2 separate regions of the Homo sapiens genome follow, and region 1 is linked to region 2. Evidence: read pairs that join two places in POLR2A ChIA-PET (ENCODE). Cell type or tissue: Panc1. All regions are shown on one strand. Links, peaks and the distances in the headings refer to the core of each region. The heading gives the core; the rest is flanking DNA.

Region 1 (13,105 bases), core at 2,211-10,210, 220 kb after region 2:
TGAGTTTAGTGTAATTTGTACCCTTTTTTGCTGGTAACCAGGGATAAGAAAATAAAATGGCCAATGGTTGTAGCGGGAACTGGGAAAAAGTATCCAAGTCTCAGAAAAACTGGGTGTTTATGATGAGATGTAGCCTTTCAAAACAACAACCAAAAACGGATTCATTACTTCATAGAATTGATTGTGGTGTTTTCTGAAGTGTTTGACTCTGGCATGAAGCATCTTGCTTTTTTAATGTTTGAATAATAATATCTTACTTATATAGTACTTTGCAGTTCATAATATATTGCATTATCTCTTTTGATCTTTCCAACAGTTCTTTGAGGTAGGAAAGGCAAGTAATAACTAAATCCTTTTTATAGATAGAGAAAGTGAGCCCAGAAAGGGTACGTGACTATTGCAAGGTCATACAAATAAAAGTGGCAGGGACTTGAGCCTAGGTCTTGTGTAGTCCTCCTTAAAGGTCCTACAGCAGACCTGGAGTCCTCTAGGGTGCCCAGTTCACAGATTTCTACTTATGTTGTTGCTGATACTTTCCCTTTTGGAAAAGCTCTATGCTAGGGTATTTTTGGATATTCTAGGGCATTTTGCAAGCTTCCTTGCAAAAAGTTTGGAGTTTGTTAGTTGGAATCATACACATTAATTTTTGTAAGTATCATTTTGCTTGAGAAAATTTCAGAGAATCTGAGAAGTAAGCAGAAAAATAAACAGTACCTGTAATCCCAACACTCAGAGATATCATGGTTAACATCTGGGTATTTATCCACTTAAGACTTTCTCTCTGTGAGCATATGTATATGTATATTCATCATAAAAAGATACAACACTGTTTTTTATTTATAATCTGCTATTTTCATGTCTATCCAGGTTAGTAAATACAGGTCTATATGATCATTTGAAACCTTACATTGTGTTTTATTAAACTAGTCCCTGTCAGATTATTCTACTTTTTTTTTTTTTTTTTTTTTTGAGACGGAGTCTTCCTCTGTTGCCCAGGCAGTAGTGCAGTGGCGCGATCTCGGCGCACTGCAAGCTCCGCCTCCCGGGTTAACACCATTCTCCTGCCTCAGCCTTCGGTGTAGCTGGGACTACAGGTGCCCGCCACTACGCCCCGCTAATTTTTTTGTACGTTTTTAGTAGAGACGGCGTTTCACCGTGTTGGTCAGGATGGTCTCGATCTCCTGACCTTGTGATTTGCCCGTCTCGGCCTCCCAAAGTGCTGAGATTACAGGCGTGAGCCACCACCGCGCCAGGCCCAGATTATTCTCCTTTTTTTGCAGTGTGTTTGCAGACATGTACCAAAGTTTGCAGATGTTTTATTTTAACTAAATATATTGATATGACAGATCTTTTTTGTGCTTTAGAAAGCAATGCAGGACCGGATGCCATGGCTCACACCTGTAATACCAGCACCTTGGGAGGCTGAGGTGGGCGGATCACGAGGTCAGGAGTTGAAGACCAGCCTGACCAAGATAGTGAAACCCCGTCTCTACTAAAAATACAAAAAATTAGCTGGGCGTGGTGGTGGGCGCCTGTAATCTCAGCTACTCAGGAGGCTGAGGCAGGAGAATCGCTTGAACCTGGGAGGCAGAGGTTGCAGCGAGATTGCGCCACCGGACTCCAGCCTGGGCTACAGTGTGAGATTCCGTCTCAAACAAAAAAAAAAAAAAAAAAAAAGAAAGCAATACAAATGTTTATTTTATTTTTGTAGAGTCAGGGGTCTCACTGTGTTGCCCAGGCTGGTCTCAAATTCCTGGCCTCAAACAGTGCTGCCTCGGTTTCCCAAAGTGTTGGGATTACAGGTGTGAGACACTGTGCCTCTGTGCTCGGTTTTTACAGGTGTGAGGTACTGTGCCACTGCACCCACTCTACAAAATTAGCTAAAATGTTGTCAGTGAAATAAATTAGTCATTCTTGGTTTGTTCATTGTCATACCTTTATTGTTTATGTTTCTGTAATATGTGAGATAAGATTATTAAATGATGGCAGATACAGGTTTTACAAAATGTAAGCAAACATTACTTCAGCATCAGAATGTTTGATAAAGTATGAAATCGATTATGAAGTAGTATTTTATAATCTATTCATACTATTCTATGAATAGTAGAATTTCAAGTAGGCAAGTATGTTTGATTTTGGAAATTATATCACAGTGACCACATATTGCAAGTTTTTGTACCTTATTTAGATGCTTATCAGTTTTTTTTGTTTTGCTGGGATTACAGGTGTGAGCCACCACGCCCAGCTGATGCTTATCAGTTTTTAACTGGCATTTTAAAACTATATTGAACATTGCCAGACGTGGTAATCCCAGCACTTTGGGAGCCAAGGTGGACAGATCACGAGGTCAGGAGTTCGAGACCAGCCTGACCAACATGGTGAAACCCTATCTCTACTAAAAATACAAAAATTAGCCGGGCGTGGTGGTGCGCACCTGTAATCTCAGCTACTCAGGAGGCTGAGGCAGGAGAATTGCTTGAACCTGGGAGGCGGAGGTTACAGAGAGCTGAGACCGTGCCACTGTACTCCAGGCTGGGCGACAGAGTGAGACTCCGTCTCAAAAACAAACAAACAAAAAATCCCCCAAAAAACAAACACTATACTGAACATTAATATAGAGAAAATGGAAATAAGACTTTACCATATTTTTAATCTCAAAACAAAGTGTTGCCATTTAAATTGGGAGGTAACATAGTTTCAAGGATCCACAATCTCTGCCTCCGGGGTTCAGGCAATTCTCCTGCCTCAGCCTCCCGAGTAGCTGGGATTACAGGCATGCGCCACTGCGCCCAGCTAATTTTTGTATTTTTAGTAGAGACAGGGTTTCACCATGTTGGCCAGGTTGGTCTCTATCTCTTGACCTCGTAATCTGCCCGCCTTGGCCTCCCAAAGTTCTGGGATTGTAGGCGTGAGCCACCGTGCCTGGCCCAGGATCTGGTTTTAGAAAGATAACATAGGCAATGAAAGCATTTTTATTTTTAGAAAAAACCTTTATGAGTTAAACCAATTAATAAATGCATATGTGAATTAAGAATGCTATTTGTGCAACATCTGAAAAGTAGTGCATGTAGAAGGAACTTGAAATTGATCGTACTCTAAATTTGATTCGTTCGACTTTGGTCTTCACCTAAATCTGTATTTATGTAACGTTTTATCATTAGGATTTCTTTGAAATAGGCAGTAGAGACAATTTTAAAGTACTTAGTTGTCTTTAACCATCAATTTCAGAAGTAGTATTAATTGCCACTGCACTTTTTGCTAGATGTTTATGACTATATTTCCCCTTCCATGTTAAAAATTGTGCAACTCCTGTTACTTTTGATTCCCTCTACTCTTGGTTTCAGTAGTGTCACATGAAAAGAAAATTCCCTAGAACCCTTCCTTCAGAGTTTTCTGGTAAGTCTTCATTCTTAGCTATGAACTTCTAAAATTCGTCAAAATGAAGAAACCACCTTTTTATTTTTCAGCTTTTCTTTAGATCAAGCAAACAAAACAAACATAAATCCTTTGAATATTAACTAATGATGGAGATATCAGTAACTCTCATAGGACTGTTGTAAACGTTCCTATTTTTGAAAACTTAATCTCTTTTTTACCTTTTTTGCTATTCACTGCTTTCAGTTTACCCGCTTTGGTTGCCGGGTTAATTTCACCAAAACACTCCTTTCATTCTGTCACTCCTATCTATAAAAACTTTGAATGGCTTTCTATCGAAAACTGGATAAAGACTTAGTTCTCAGTCTAGTATTCAAGATTTTCTATTGTCTGGCCCCATTCCACTTTGTGTGTGTGTTTTGTCTCTTCAGCTGTATAGCAAAAGCCCTTAACTTAAAGCCAGAGCTGTTAGTTTGCGTCTTTTTGTTGGCTGGTGTTCTGTTTGTACACCCCCCATTCTCCCATCCCTACCCTGTGGACACAATAGGTGTTTTTAATATACATGTGTCAGATGAACAAATTATGTTTAAGATTTGTTTCTGTCAGAGACTGGGGCCTGATACTCTTGTCTATAAGACAATCTAAATTGAAAATATTTTTAGGGTCATATCTTCGCTCTTTTTTCTTGCTGCTGCTTAGATGAACTTGAATAACATTAAATCCAGAATAATTTATCAAGGGCTGTTTTAGATTTACCTTTTACATTATTTTAAGTTATAGAGATAATAAGTGACTACACTTCTCATTGTAATGATCTAACAGTAAATAGGGTAAAAATGGAAAGACCTCATCATCTTCATTCTTAGAGGGAATCATTTTGGTGTATATCTGTGTATTCTTATTTGGGTGGGCAGGGGGAGGTGACAGCTTTATTGAGATAAAATTAACATATCCCATTACAGTTCACCTCGTTAAAGTGCACAGTCAGGTAGTTTTTGGTATATTCACAAAGTTGTGTAACCATTAACCACAATCAGTTCTAGAATATTTTTTCACCTCGAAAAGCAACCCTACATCCTTTTAGCATCATCCCCTTCCCAAACCTTACCTCACTCTTAGCCCTAGGCGACTGATAATCTATTTTGAGTCTCTGTAGACTTGCCTATTTTGGGCATTTAATATAAATGGAATAAAAATATGTCACTTTTTGTGTCTGGTCTTGTATTCATTTTTTTCTCTGCATGGGCATTTAAATGTGTATGTCTGTATAATATTTTTAATTTATTGTGTGTGTGTATGTCTAGATGAGAACAAAACTAGGCACATAGAAGGAACTTAAGTGAATGTACATGTACATAAATATCTTTTCTAAAACTGTGAGACCATACCATATGTAGCATCCTACAGTTTGCTTTTTTTTACAATAGATAGTGAAGATCTTTCCATGACATGTCCAGACAATGAGATGGTCTCATTCTTTTTAACAGTGTGTAATATTTCCTATGTATGTTTATAGAGATTTACCTCTTGAATTTATCAGTGTATATGGTTAAAAGTTCTTAACAACTTGTTTTGATGGTTTTGCTATACACTACTGGTTTTTTTAAAAAAATAATTGCCACATTTAATGTAACCTCTGTAGTATTAATGCTGGAGTTTCACTTAACAATAGGAATGAAAACATCACAGGTAAGGGTTGTATAGCTTGAGGAGAAATGGAATGCAGGGTCTTTATGCAGTTCTGGCAGTGCTCAGCCAAAGCAATTCATTTTGTATTTGGGTTTCTGAATGTGAGCAAGCCTGTTTTTAAAAAAGCTCATGGCATAGTGCTTAAAATAGAACTTAACATGCTATCTTGTGCTTTATGGTGAATTTTAAGACTTTTTCTTGCAGTCATGCAAGTCTAATCTTAAAGATTGGAAAGATTTCAGAGTAAATATTTTTTCTCATATGTTAAAATCATCATTCTGGTCTATGGGCTTCTGTAAGTTACCCAAGAAGGGGACTGAAGAGGCACAGAACTGGCTCAGAAACTGGCTTATAGTAGATTCTCAGTAATTGTTATTTATTAAAGAATTATTTATCACATTCTGTTATTTATTATATTTTTGGGTATCTGCTGTGTATGAGGTACCAGGTTATTGGTGATTTTAATATATTATCACATATGTGTGTATATTTATTTAAATATTTCTGTTATAGCGGAATGTTTACTAAAAATTATCTTTTTAAAAATTATACAAGTAATGCATCAGTTCTTACAGAGGTTTTCAAAGTCTATTTCTCAGGCCTCTGGTGGTTCCCCGAAGTTTTTCTGAGGGTTCTCCAGGTCAAAATGATTTTCCTAATAATAGGCATTATTTACGTGCTGACATTTGCAAAATCAGTGGTGGGTAAAACTGCCAGCACCTTGGCACAAATTAAGGCATTGGTACTAAATTGTACTAGTAGTTGTGTTCTTCATCACTGTGCACTTGGAATTAAAAAAAAAAATGCCAGTTAAACTTTATGTCCTTGATGAAGCAATAAAACTTACTAATTTTATTGTATCTCAATCCTTGAGTACATTTAAAAATATATTTTGTATGATGAAATGAAAAGTACCTGTAAAACACTTTTATTGAATATCAAATCTGATGGTTAACTCAAGGAAAAGAACTTGTGCAGTTGAGTTGTGAGCTTTTTAAATGGAATACCATTTTTACTTGAAAAAATGGCTGGCAAAGTATGGTTATACAGACTAGGGTATTTGGCATACATTTTCATGAAAATAAACAAAGTGTGCCTGTCACTACAGGGAAAACAACTGACAATATTTGTTACTAATGATAAAATTTAAGCTTTCAAATGAAAATAGAACTTTGGAAGACATGTATTTGCCACTGTGAGCTTGACAGTTTCCCAATACTTGACTTTTTTGATAAGATCAGTGTGATATTAATGAATGTGTTATGTTGAAGTTGCATAGTGAAATATGTCAACATTTGGAAGAACTGCATAACTCAGTGAACTAATATTTTCCAAATAACCAATGCATGATATTACAAAATCATGCCTGGATAAAAAGATCCATTGGAAATGGAAGATAGACCAATGAATTTCAGTTTATCAGAGTGGGAAATATTCATTGATACGGTTTCAGATTCCTGCGTTGCAGCAGCCTTTAAGAACCTGCCATTTGTTGTGTTTTGGTGAAGGATCAAAGAATATCGAAAGTTATCTGAAAAGGCTAGAGCATTTTAATAAAAATACTCTATTTTTTCCCAACTCTATAGAGCTTCATAAGGCTAGATTTCCTTTATATTCTTCATCCAAAACAATCTAATACACAGATTGAATGGAAAAGTAGATGTGAGAATCAAGATGTCTTTATTAAGCTAGATGTTAAAGAGATTTGCAAAAATGTAAAACCATGATAGTCTTCTAATTTTTATTAAAAATATTTTTTAAATATGAGATTTATGTTAACAAGTAATGGATTAATTAATTAATTTGTTTTTTGAGATGGGCTTTGCCATGTCGCCCAGGCTGGTCTCGAAGTCGGGGGCTCCAGTGATCGCCTGCCTCGGCCTCCCAAAGTGTTAGGATTACGGCGTGAGACACCATGCCCAGCTATTATTTTTTTTTAAATGACAAATCTTTTAAAGTTTTCTGCTTTAACTGCAAATACAGTAAATATTGATAGATTTAATCGACATAAAGTTTTTTTGCGGGGGGGATGGTCCTCCACTTTCAAGAGTCCCAAGAGCAAAAACTTTGAAAACTTGATCTTTTTTAAAATTTAAAATTTACAGTACAGCAGTGCCTAATTTAAAATGGGACGATCCCTTTCACCTTCCCACTCATGGTATTTTTTATAACTTAAAAGGAAAAATAAGGCTGGGGGCAGTGGCTCACACCTGTAATTCCAGTGCTTTGGGGGAGACCTAGGCAGGCAGAGTGCTTAAGCTCAGGGGTTCCAGACCAGCCTGGACAACATGGCAAAACCACATCTCTACCAAAAATACAAAAAATTAGCTGGGCATGTTGATGCGCACCTGTGGTTCCAGCTGCTTGGGAGGCTGAAGTGGTAGGATTTTTTGATCCTGGGAGACAGAGGTAGCAGTGAACTGAGATCCACTGCACTCCAACTGGGTGACAGAGTGAGACCCTGTCTCGAGAAAAAAAAAAAAAAAGAAAAAATTTATTTCTAGTGATCTCTTACAAGGCAGTTTGCTAAGCAGAGTTATTTAATTAAATCCTGCATCTCTGTAAGTAATGCTAAACGGTAGTAGCTTGCATTGCACTGAACGAATGTGCTTGAAGTACTTTTTTTTTTTTTTTTTTTTTGGAGACAGGGTCTCCCTCTCTTGCCCAGGCTGGAGTGCAGTGGTATGATCATGGCTCACTGCAGCTTCGAACTCCTGGGCTCAAATGATCCTTCCACCTCAGCCTCCTGAGTAGCTAGGACTTCAGGTGCTTGCCACCATGCTCAGCTGACTAAAAGCTTTTTTTTTTTTTTTTTTTTTTTTTTTTGGAGATAGGGTCTTGCTGTGTTGCCCAGGCTGCTCTCAGACTCATGTGATCCTCATGCCTCAGCCTCCTAAAAGTGTTGGAATTCAAGGTGTTGAGCCACTGCACCTGGCTTGAAGTACTTGTAATCAGTAATGGTGTGGGAAATATATAACTTAATTTTTTCAAGGTTATGTTTTTTCTTTTTTCTTTTTTTTGAGACAGAGTCTCGCTCTGTTGCCCAGGTTGGAGTGCAGTGACATGATCTCGGCTCACCACAACCTCCGCCTCCTGGATTCAAGCAATTCTTCTGCTTCAGCCTCCCGAGTAGGATGCGCACCACTGTGCCCAGCTAATATTTGTGTTTTTAGTAGAGATGGGCTTTCACCATGTTGGCCAGGCTGGTCTTGAACTGCTGACCTCAGATCATCCACCTGCCTCAGCCTCCCAAAGTGCTGGGATTACAGGTGTGAGCCACCATGCCTGGCCTGATTGCTTTTTCTGTAGTAAAATATAAGAATCATATGAATAAATGAAAAATTCCCTAACTTAATATTAGCCAAGAACTTCCTCTCCAGCAGAGCTTAGCTCTTACCAAATATATATGATTGATTTGCATTCTACCTATTTTGTTTTTTTCCTTTCCCTTTTGTGGGATAAACTTGAAACAGGACCTAGAAATTGTAAGACTCTGAATGCTTTTCAGTTTCTTTCTGCATTTCTTTAGAGTGGTGTGTGAAAAACTTCAGCCTCTGTTCCTTAAACATCTTTCCCCAGGGTGTCAAAGTAAGACTGGAAAAGGAATATTTTTGTCCCAGAAGTTATTCTAATATGTGATTTCAAAATCAGGTAGCATCTTAAAGGTTAAAGACCTTTAAAAAAAAAGTATAGTATTTTGTGTCTAATTGAATCATAATCAGGGAAAAGAACATGAATTTTAGAATTGCCATTAGTCTTCACCTCTGAATTTAGATAGTCCCAGGAATGAGATTAATGGTCTTCTAAGTGTGAGTAGGTCTGGTCTGTCCATTTTTTCCCGAGAGGAATTCTATAATCTCTTGTTGAGGCTACTTACCTGGCTGATAATGTTTGGGGAACAAGGCAGGATAAAGGTGTCCCACTTATGAGTATGCAGACTTTGCTTAATCTCCACTTTTAGATTTGTGCCTCACCCTTGATCTTAGTTCCATGCTGGTCTGAGTCTGGAGCCTCTCTGGTTCAGTTGTTCCAGTAATCCTCTGGCCTCTTGTGTTACGAGAGGCTAGTGGGCATGGTAGGGAAGTTGTCTCATGGATATTTAGTTAGAGGAGACCTGAGGGTGTAACCATCCTGTATGTTCAGATTTTCTAACAGCCCCCTTGTACCTTGCCCCCTGTGTTTTTAGATATGCTTGCCTTTCTTTAGTATTCCCCTCTCTAGGCATTTGTAGGTTGTAGCTTCCTCTTCTGATTTAGTTACCACTGCATTGCCTGCTTTTCATCATCAAAAAGTTTGTTGAAATTTCTAGTTGGTTATTTTTTTTTCTTTTTGTCCTTGTGGATTAAAGATTTTTCTTTTTTTCTTCCCTCACTGTCATTTTGTTTCTCTTTATGGGGGGAATATGGCAGACATTTGTATATGGTGAATTCATATTTAACTGGAGGTCATTGTAAACTTTCTGTGAAGCTTATAATACAAACTATATTAATATATAATAATGATTCTTAAATAGATGCCTATGTTGAATTAAGATTTATATTGAGTGGTAGTAGAAATCGTGTTATTTTCTAAGAGAAAGCTAGGTTGCTTTTTTAAAAAAAATTAAATTATATACAGCGTAGTATGTATAACCTTATAGAAAAATGTGTAACTTATAGAAAGGTAGTAAAACAAACATCAAGCCTAATAAATAGAGCATTCTAAAACCTTGAGGCCTTCCTTTGTGCACCCTCATCCTCTCTTCCCCATTTCTTCTAGGTAACTTGTATCAATAGTGTATTTTAAAGGTGAAAACTAGGAGTGAAACAGTAGTTTTGTATATTATTATTTGTAATGTTGTCTTAAAACCATTGCATCTAATATTTTATATCATAGTCTTGTAAATTTCCAAATTTACTGTAGCATTCTTCAAAGAGGAGGATTCCGTAGGAGAAGGTGGAGAGGAAAGTTTTGGAGACCTGAAAATATGTATAGGGTGAACGTGGTGGTTCACATCTGTAGTCCCAGCACTTTGGGAGGCTGAAGTGTGCAGATTGCTTGAGTGCAGGAGTTTGAGACCAGCCTGGGCGATATGACAAAAACCTGTGTCTACAAAAAAATACAAAAAGTAGCTGGCTGAGGCATGTGCCTGTGGCCCAGCTACTTGGGAGGCTGAGGTGGGAGGATCGCTTGAGCCAGGAGGTTGAGGCTGTAGTGAGCTGTGATGGCGCCACTGTACTCCAGCCTGAAGGACAGAGCATGGCCAATATATGTGCTCATAGATTTCAGTAAGTACATCTGGTGATGTTTGTGGAAGAAGGGACTTAAGTTAATTACCACAGTGATTTACCCGGGGTTAAGTCTTTTTTTTTGAGACTGAGTTTGCACTCCTGTCACCCAGGTTGGAGTACAATGGCGCTATCTCGGCTCACTGCAACCTCTGCCTCCTGGGTTCAAGTGATTCTCCACCCTCAGCCTCCCGAGTAGCTGGGATTACGGGTGTCTGCCACCATGCTTGGCCAATTTTTGTATTTTTAGTAGAGAAGGGATTTTGCCCTGTTGGCCAGGCTGGTCTCGAACTCATGACCTCAGGTGTTCCACCCACCTCAGCCTCCCAAAGTGCTGGGATTACAGGCATGAGCCACCGCCCCTGCCCTGGGTTAAGTCTTGAAAAGTGCTCAGGCTTATGTGTCAATGCTCTCATCCACGAAGAAGTTGAATCGTCAGAGTTATGAGAAAAGTCCAGCTTTTTGGCAAGACCATTAAAGTCTGTGTTACACCTTAAATGTTTTTGTCCTTTTTTTTTTTTTTTTTTTTGAGGTGGAGTCTTGCTCTGTCACCCAGGCTGGAGTGCAGTGGCACAATATTGGCTCACTGCAACCTCCACCTCCTGGGTTCAAGCCATTCTCCTGGCTCAGCTGCCCCAGTAGCTGGGATTACAGGTGCGCACCACCGTGCCCAGCTAATTTTTGTATTTTTAGTAGAGACGGGGTTTCACCATGTTGGCCAGGCTGGTCTCGAACTCCAGACGTCGTGATCCGCCCACCTCAGCCTCCCAAAGTGCTGGGATTACAGGCGTGAGCCACCGCACCCGGCCTTGTCCATTATTTTTTTGGATACATTTAAAAAACTCTTAGTAAAACATAAAAATAGTTATTCCTTTACTGGGCTTATAATAAGTATTCTTTGTGGCTATAGGTATTCTCTGCTAAATCTTGCAAACAAGCATTCTCCCTTACGCTCCCCTCCTCCTTCCTTTTGCCCGTTTGACCTTTGGTATCACATTTACTTAAAGCAAGGTTCTTATCCAGTCATTCTATCAATAAAAATGAGTGCTGATTTATATGCCAAATCAGCTGTGTTAAATGCTCACACATCATTTGGGAATGAAATAGAGTTTTTGCTTTTGTGAAATTACATTCTAGGCTGGGCACGGTGGCTCATGCCTGTAATCCCAGCACTTTGGGAGGCTGAGGCGGGCGGATGACAAGGTCAGGAGATCGAGACCATCCCGGCTAACACGGTGAAACCGCGTCTCTACTAAAAATACAAAAAATTAGCCGGGCGTGGTGGCGCGGGAGCCTGTAGTCCCAGCTACTTGGGAGGCTGAGGCAGGAGAATGGTGTGAACCTGGGAGGCGGAGCTTGCAGTGAGCCGACATTGTGCCACTGCACTCCAGCCTGGGTGACAGAGCAAGACTCCGTCTCAAAAAAAAAAAAAAAAAAAGAAATTACATTCTAGTACTCCTGTAACTATATGAAAAATAGTTTGGTTCTCTTGTACCTTTCCATATTTGAATTTTTATAGAGAGCAGATGTTTTAATAATTAGGAAGAACTTTATTTTGGGAAATGTTTTCTGGAATATGAATTAACAATGTTAAATGCATTGTTAAAGTTTAATAGTCATTTGTTGTATATATGCTTCCTAAAGGTAGTTTTTGGAGGAAGGAGATGTGGGAGGAGCAAGGAAAAGATATGAAAGAGTTATTGTAGGAAGTTTGATTGCTGGCTCACTGGAAAGTTTAGTGAGATGCCTGTGCCCATTGAGATTGACGACTGTGGATGTAAAATAACATCCATCTGCATGAGTGCATGCATTCTTTTCTCCTACAAAGTGGGAACTAGTTGAATGTGCCAGGCATGGAGGGACAATGGAATTTTGCAAAGAAATGTTTAGGGGCTAATGGATAGGGCATGACAACATCAATGAATTAGAGATCTTTGTGAATTGAATTCTTGAAATGAAGCAAGTAAGAAAAGGAGGTTGTAGTTGGAAAATGAAATGTTCGAGTTAGTGATTTTGAGGGTGGTGCAGGTTCTGCTGGAAATGTCTAAGATGTGGCCTCGGAAGTGGGTAGCTGAGGGTGGAAAGTAATGATGAGGAGTTAAGTTGGAGCCTGAATGGCCAAGGCAGGTACTAAAACTTTACTTCAGTGAATGACAGGATGACCTAGAAGATGGACTGTCCAGTACTATGGCCACTAGTTCTGTGTGGGTATTGAGAACTTGAAATATGGTTAGTCCTAATTAAGATTTGCTGTAAGTGTAAAACATACTGGATTTCGAAGACATAGTATGAAAAAAAGAATGGAAAATATCTCATTAATGATTGATATTGATTGCATGTTGAAATAATATTTTGTTTATTGGATTAAGTAAATATATATCATTAAAATTAATTTCACCTACTTGTAATTTTTTGAAATAGAGATGTGGCCTCACTATGTTGGCCAGGCTGGTCTTGAACTCCTGGGCTCAAGTGATTGTCCTACCTCAGCCTCTGAAAGCGTTGGGATTACAGGCATGAGCCACTGTGCCTGGCCTTTTTACTTTTTAAAATGTGGCTAGTAGCACATTTAAAATTACGTGTGTGTCTCAATATTTGCAGCTTACATTGTATTTCCTTTGAACAGCACTTTTCTAGAGATATTACTGCTCATAAGTAGAATGGGAATTAGGTGGGAGGACAATTGTAGGGGTTTGTAGAACCCAGTGGCAGAATCCTTTGGGAGAGGGAGTGGACATTGAGGCTTATTTTCATTGAGTTGCTGGTGCTTTCTC
Region 2 (8,000 bases), core at 1-8,000:
TCAGTAATACCTGTTTACGTAGCTTAGTACGATTCCTTGCCCTTTAAGACCAACACAGGGTCTTCTGGCATCCTATTTCATGTGAGTATCTCTGAGACATAAGCATGGGGGTGCAGGGGTAGTGCTGGTTATTATTCCTCTTTTACTGATAGGGAAAGGCGAGGCCTACAGAGGTTAGGTGACCTATCTAAGGACACAGCTAGTTAGTGACGGTCCTGGAATTTGCTCTCGGATCTCTCTGACTCCGAGGGCTCACTTTACACCTACATGTAATATGGGAGTACAGTTTGAGGGGTTCTGGAGTGCTTTCTCCAAATAATCTCTTACTGCTCTTACTCTTGCCTTAAATCCTGCCACTGATGCGTCATTATTTTGAGCTGTTGCTGTATCGAGGGTTCACTGTAATTTATTTCATCAAGACCTTTTTTTCTGGCAGTCCCAGGATGGCCTAAGGGCATAAGGCGCTTAGGTTTAGGGTGTGGAGGACTTGCTCAGAAAGAAGGTGCAAAAAGAGGAATTGCCAAGTCTGAGCATGGGGTCTGCCAGCTTCTCTCTAGCTCTCAGTTTCCCTGTATGGGATTGCAAGGATGGGAGGAAAAGTGTCACACCTCCTCCAAATCCTGGCTGCCCTGGAGTCCAGACATCGCTCCCTGCCAAGGCTACAGTGACTGCAGCAGTGGTACAGGGGAAGACTGCAATGGCTTTCAGCCAAGAAGGTCCATATTTATGTCTCATCAACTGTGACTAGGTGGGTCACCAGTCTCTTCCAGTTGCTGACCCTGTTTTCTCGTCTCTAAAATGGAAGTGATGATTTTTCTACTTACCACACAGGGTTGTGAGGCTCCATTGAAATGCCACTGTAAATTGCTATACAACAAAAGACAGGAATATCAGTATTGTCAGACACCCATTGGAGCCTCAGGCAGCTCAGCATTCCCCTTACCTGGTGAGTGAGGCATTTGTGCATTAGGAACAGACCTACAAAATCAGAGCACCAAAATGAAACATCACACTGTATTAATATTTTCACACCACTTAGCTCTCATTAAAATGTACTTTGCTGAATTTAATATGTGATTTCAAATGACACAACATATTAAGTGCTTAATATACTAGAAATTATGAAACTATTATAGTTGATGCCATATGAAATAATTACACTGAATTAAACTTTAGCAGCCAAGTGAAGGAAAGACTTCAACTTAAAACGTCTTAAAGAAGCTTAAGCCACCACTGTAATCCCCAAAATAAATGTCCAGAAATTAGGATCTTTAAATAAAAACTGGAACTTAATCTGTACTTACACCGGGAAGCTCTTCTGGGCTTTGGTGATGTGCAGCATTGTTCCCTTGGGGAGGTGAGGGGCCCTGGGACCCACTGCAGGCCAGGGTGTTGGGATCAGGGCTTCAGTGGGCTCGCTCCATGGGCCTGGCTGGGGGTTGGCTCAAATGGCCTGGAGTAAAGCCTTCTACCGAAGTGACAGATTAGTCTTTGCTCGAGATTAGCCTATTGACAAGTTAAAAATAAAAACAAACCCACCTTATGGAACATCTATTCAGTGCTTCCTTTGTGCCAGCCATTTTATATGCATTTCCTCATTTAATCCTCACAATACATCTGTTTTAAGAGCCACTGTTTTTCAGATGAGGAAACAGGCTCAGAAAGATTAAATGAATAATCCAGGGCCTTAAATCAGAATCCATAGTGTTCACCCCTGCATCAGATTGCCTTTCTCTAAACTCTTCAACCTCCTCATTAGTGTATGTGTATGCATGCATGTATGTACTACCTCCTATTTTAATAATGATTCAGTGACTGATATGGTTTGGCTGTGTCTCCACCCAAAATCTCATCTTGAATTGTAGTCCCCATAATCCTCACGTGTCAAGAGAGAGACCAGGTGGAGGTAATTGAATCATGGGGGCAGTTTTCTCCATGCTGTTCTTGTGATAGTGAGTGAGTTCTCACGGGATCTGATGGCTTTATAAGTGTTTGGTAGTTTCTCCTGCATTCATTCTCCTTACTGCCGCCTTGTGAAGAAGGCGCTTGCTTCCCCTTTGCCTTCCACCATGATTGTAAGTTTCCTGAGGCCTCCCCAGCCATGCAGAACTGTGAGTCAATTAAACCTCTTTATAAATTACCTAATCTCGGGCAGTTCTTTATAGCAATGTGAAAATGGACTAACACAGTGACCAAACACATTAGCCTGCTATATGACAGTGACATTACCTATATCTTTATCTCATTCCAGTCATGGAGACTAGGGACCATGGCTTGAGAGTTTCACCTTAAACTGTCTCGATACACTCAGTCTGGCTAACTTAGACAGGAAGAGCTCTGTGGATACTTGCTGTTAATTCAATTAAAGAAAAATGAATTCATTACCTCCTCAGTATCCTGACATATTACCTTTGTGTGCTTGCTTAAATAAGATATCCTCTTATAAAGAGCAAGGATACTTTCTATCATAGGGAATACCAGTGTCTTAGCTACTTAAGGCCCTATGTCTCAATTACTTATATCACATGAAAATACCCAATGGGCTGTTTGAAAAATATAAATTTTAGTGTGGACATTTAAATGTATTATCATTTACTGACCAGCAAAAATGATTTTCATAGAGACAGGAAAATTTGGCTCAACCAAACACATGTTTGTAATGAACTGAAAACATGTATTTCTCGTTAAGAGTCAAGATTAGGCTCTGTTTTGTATCATAGAAAAGCAAATAACAGTGGCTTTAAGATGATAGAGGTTTATTTCTCTTTCACATGAAACAAGTTGTCTTTTAAGGACTTGTCTGGTAGCTCCATTGTGGCAGACAGCCAGGCTCGTTTATCCTTTAGGGCCACAATTCATGGTCCAAGATGCTTGCTAGAGCTCCAAGTTCCAAGCAGGAAAGGCAAGGGGGAGGCCATTACTGCCCCGAGTAAAATCCATAACTCAGCATACCACCTAACACTCAGGAGCACTCAGTACATGGTACTCTTGGCTGTTGCTCATCTTCCGTTCTGCACAACAACAAGAAGGAGGAAGGGAAGTCGTATTTACTAATACCATACAGGGTTCTCAGGACCATGCTGGACATTTACACATGATTGCATTCAACTTTCATAATCCAGTGAGGGTGGTGTAGCAGCAGGTTAAGTAGGAAGTGAGGCTGTATCCACATGTGGAGGTAGGAAATTGGAGGGGAAGGGTGGAATGTTTCCATAAGAAGCCGAAGGGCTTTCAAGAAGGAAGGGATGAAGCCTCCAACACTTGCTCTCTGAGATTCAAGTTAATACACATTTTCAGTGTGGATCAAATGGTCCTGACGAAGGTGCAGTGGCAGGAAAGTGTTAATTATGCTCTTAGAATAAAATTGCCATGAGCATAGAAAGTGAAGAGATTAACAAATTTTAAAAAGACATTAGAAAAGCTAGCAAAAGACTTGAACAGGTGCATCGCAAATTAGGAGCTCCAAATGGTGAATGTGAAAATGTCCTCAACATCTTTAATCATCAGGGGAATACAAAACCACCTCACAATTAACACTGAGAAGTCTGATAATGCTGTTAACTAAAAACTCAATCAATATATAAATTTGGAAAGGAGAGCTTTGTTTCTTATAAAGGGTTATAGCCAGCAAGGTGGCCATTCTGACAGGCTGGGAAGTGTTAGCCTTGGTCGAAGCCCAGAAACACACTTCAAGGGAGAGAGGGAAGGGTAAGACAGGAATTTAAGCTGAATGGTTGGCCAAGTATAGGTATTCAACAGGATACAGGAGGAGCTATGAATATTCATGGAGGTGGTCCTAATACATGCATACTTGAATAAACATGCATATTACATATGACCCATGTTCTCTTTGCAGTGGAGACTTTTAAATGTAACATTTAAATGTAGTACAGTTAGGTTCTATATGTCAAAAGGTCTTTTCAGGACACAAAGGCACTCAAGTGTGCAGTCTCTGTAAACCAGCCAGACCAGTCCATGGTTGGTGGTCTTCTCATCAGGAGAAAGTTAACTGAAATAACTCTTGTCCAATCAAAGCTGTAGTTATGTCTTGTGGAACAGGGGGTCAGTTAGGTAGCATCTGGCGATGGATTGAGTTGCAGATTATTTAATATGGCTTATTTCAAGGCCAGTGCTTGTTTAGCTGCTGGAGAAAAAGAAAAACATTGTGGCAGTTGGAACAGAGTTAATTTTTTAAGTGTAGGGGAGCGTAGTGACTTAACCCTTGCATTGCATGGCCTTAGGTGTTGTTTATAGTTTGATATAGTCATAAAGAGTCCATTCTATCAGTCTTATTATCTCTATTTTAACATTAAAGCTGATCAGTTGGGCTGGATGCAGTGGCTCACACTTGTAATCCCAGCACTTTGGGAGGCTGAGGTGAGAGGATCACTTGAGCCCAGGACTTGGAGGCTGCAAGGGAATTATGGTCATGCAACTTCACTCCAGACTGGGTGACAGAGTAAGACCCTGTCTCTAAAAAATAAATAAATAAATACAATGCTGCTCAGTTATTGTGTCCAGATTGCAATATGACCTCTTGTCTCGTCATGACCAGGAACTCAGTTTTTAAGTCCTGTTGGCCAAGAGTGGGGGCTCCATTCAGTCAGTTGGGGGGCTTAGAATTTTATTTTTAGTTTACAATGCCAAGTGCTGATGAGGAAGTAGAGCAACCAAGATATGAGAATATATGTCTGGGGAGTGGGGAGATTGGTGCAACCACTTTGGAAAATGGCATACTCCTAAAATTGAAGATAAGTATACCTTATGACTCAGTTGTTCCTTTCTAGTTACATGCCCTAGAGAAACTCATGCATATGAGCACCAAGTTACAGGTAAAAGAATGTTCAAGGTAGCATTGTCTGTAATGGTCCCAAACTGGAAACAACTCAAGTGCCCATCAACAGAAGAATGGATATCCACACTGTGGTATATTCATGCAATAGAATACTATGCAGTCATGAAAATGAATCAACTACAGTTATTAGGTTGGCGCAGAAGAAATTGTGTTTTTTTGCCATTGAAAGTAATGGCAAGAACCACAATTACTTTTGCACCAACCAATACCTCCAGTGTTAGGGGCTGAATTATATCCCCCACTTCTACCTCCAAATTTGTATGTTGAAATCCCAACCCCTAGTACTGTAAAGTGTGACCATATTTGGAGATTGGGTCTTTAAAGGGGTAATTAAATTAAAATGAGGTTATTGGATGGACCCTAATCCAATATGGCTGATGTCCTTATTAGAAGAGGAAATCTGGACACAGACATGCACAGAGAAAAGGCCATGTAAAAACAGAGAAAATGTAGCTGTTGACAAGCCAAGGAGAGGACCTTAGGGGAAACCAACCCTGCCAACACCTTGATCTTGGGCTTCTAGCTTCCAGAACTGTGAGAGAATTAATTTCTGCTGTTTAAGCCACCCAGTCTGTGGAACTTTGTTAGGCACCCCTAACCCCCCAGCAGACTAACACACCAGCAATGTGGACAGATCTTGTAAACATGATACTGAGTGGAAGAAGGCACTAATAACATATACAGAACTATACCATTTATATAAAGTTCAAAATTAGGCAAGACCAAACTATTGTTTAAGGTCGTATATACAAATGGTAAAATGATGAAAGCAAGGAAGTTACCAAAAATAAGAAAATGGGAGGCGACACATAAAGGCTTCTGGGAGTGGGGGGTTGGGGTCGCCTAACAGTTCCACAGACTGGGTGGCTTAAACAGCAGAAATTAATTTGCCTGTTTCTTCACTTGGGTGCTGGTTACTCAGGTGTTCTCCCTAGAGTTGTGCACTGAACTGAACATTTATGTGTTGTGCACGTTGCAGTATTTATAATAAAATGCTGTAAAAGGAAGACAGAAGCAGGTGGGGGAAGAGGAGAAGCAGAGAGAGAAGGAACGAGGAGGGGGAAAAGGAGGGAAAGGAGGAAGGACGAGAAGCGGGAGGGGAAGAAATAAATCAGTGGGCTGGCCTCTTACCAAGTGGTGTGGTCTAAGAGCTGTGAGACCACAGCTGTCAGTTAAAGGTGGGTCCCAAGCTCAGGTGCTGCCTCTGAGTGTGAACCTGAGCCCAGAATCTCTCCCCTAGAGAAGGGCTTAGAAACTTTGTAACCTTGGGAAAGCCAGAGTATTTTTCTGAGATTTGTTTCTACATCTTTAGACCGGGGAAGATAAACACCTCTCAATAAATGTAAGGCTCTTCCTTTTACTAATTCAGGTCTCTGCTCTCATGTCACCTCCTCCAGGAAGCCTTCCCTAATGATCTTTTGAAAATAGCACCTCTTGGCTGGGTGAGGTGGGTATGCACCTGTGGTCCCAGCTATTTGGGAGCCTGAGGCAGGAGAATCGCCTGAGCCCAGGAGGCTGGGGTTGCTATGAGTCATGATTGCACCACTGCACTCCAGCCTTGGCAGCAGAGCGAAATCCTGACAAAAAAAAAAAAAAAAAAAAAAAAAAAAGGAAAAATAGCACCTTGATGTGGCTTGGCTCTGTGTCCTCACCCAAATCTCATCTCAAATTGTAATCCCCACATGTTGTGAGAGGGGCCTGATTGGAGGTGATTGGATCATGGGCAGACATCCCCCTTGTTATTCTCCTAATAGTGAGTCAGTTCTCATGAGATCTGGTTGTTTGAAAGTGTGTGGCACTTCCCCCTTTGCTCTCGCTCTCTCTCCTGCTCTACCATGGTCAGATGTGCTTGCTTCCCCTTCGCCTTCCACCATGATTGTAAGTTTCCTGAGGCCTTCCAGTCTTGCTTCCTGTTAAGCCTGCAGAACTGTGAGTCAGTAAAACTTCTTTTCTTCATAAATTATCCAGTTTCAGATAGTTTTGTTTTGTTTTGAGACAGAGTTTCCCTCTGTCGCCCAAGCTGGGAGTGCAGTGGTGCAATCTTGGCTCACTGCAACCTCCACCTCCTGGGTTCAAGTGATTCTTCTGCCTCAGCCTCCTGAGTAGCTGGGATTACAGGCACCCACCACCATGCCTGGCTAATTTTTGTATTTTTAGTAGAGATGGGGTTTCACCATGTTGGCCAGACTGGTCTTGATCTCCTGACCTCAAGTGATCCACCCACCTTAGCCTCCCAAAGTGCTAAGATTACAGGCATGAGCCACTGTGTCTGGCCTCAGGTAGTTCTTTATAGCACTGTGAAATGGACTAAGTACCTCCTTTCATTCTTTTTCCATTTATTTTTCTTTACAGTACTTAATACTGTTGATAAGTATTTATCACTGAAATTATGTCAAGTATTTGTGCATGAGGAGGAGCAGGATTTTTGTTTTGCTCCCCATTGTATTCCTAGTGCCTGAAACAGTATCTGACACATAGTAGATGCTCAATACATATTTGCAGTTAGTTTGGGTGTGTTGGCTCACATCTGTAATCCTAGCACTTTGGGAGGCCAAAGCAGGAGAATCACTTGAGGTCAGAAGTTCGAGACCAGCCTGGCCAACATGGCAAAACCCTGTCTCTACTAAAATACAAAAATTAGCCAGTGTAGTGGCACACGCCTGTAATCCCAGCTACTCCAGAAGCTGAGGCATGAGAATTACCTGAACCTAGGAGGCAGAGGCTGCAGTGAGCCAAGATTGTGCCACTGCACTCCAGCCTGGAGGACAAGAGCAAGACTTCGTCTCAAAAAAAAAAAAAAAAAAGAAAAGAAAAGAAAAGAAAAAATTTGCTGTTACAAACATTAGATAATAATTTTGTGATGCCAGGCACCTGAGGCACTCAATAAATGCTCGTTCTCTCCTCCCCTTTTAGCTGAGAACCTCACCCTCATTTCCTGGAGCTGGCAGCCCCTTATCTTTTTCCTTCCCCCCTCCAACCTGGGACTGAGAAAGTGCCTACAACTGACGCCTCTGATCAGTAGCAACATTTCACCCCCTGGGGCCAATCTGGCCCATCATCTGTCCCCTCCCCACACCCTTGCCAAGGGTCACAGTCTCCCTGCCCCAGGGGAGGGTCCCTTTCCCTCAGAGGGGCCGAGCTGCCC

What was found. ChIA-PET counts read pairs that join two places held together with the same protein. Peaks named below come from ENCODE experiments on the same cell type or tissue, not always from the same donor. Only the 100,000 strongest peaks of a DNase experiment are listed, where the experiment ranks them.
Region 1: POLR2A ChIA-PET joins it to region 2 with 16 read pairs; 12 of 35 experiments call an interaction of 5 or more read pairs at or near these places.

What each region holds. Positions count from the first base shown.
Region 1 is chr15:68,058,054-68,071,158 of GRCh38, forward strand. All of the region lies in intron 1 of PIAS1 (protein inhibitor of activated STAT 1), which reads left to right. Among named protein-coding and RNA genes, the nearest start is that of PIAS1, 10 kb to the left of the region's middle. RefSeq lists an enhancer at 11,598-12,098. In Panc1, for the core only: no CTCF peak of the experiment used is centred there; no DNase peak of the experiment used is centred there; H3K27ac peaks cover 557 bases.
Region 2 is chr15:67,844,781-67,852,780 of GRCh38, forward strand. No RefSeq gene overlaps it. Among named protein-coding and RNA genes, the nearest start is that of RNU6-1, 8.7 kb to the left of the region's middle. RefSeq lists enhancers at 906-1,406, 1,407-1,907. In Panc1, for the core only: no CTCF peak of the experiment used is centred there; no DNase peak of the experiment used is centred there; H3K27ac peaks cover 4,189 bases.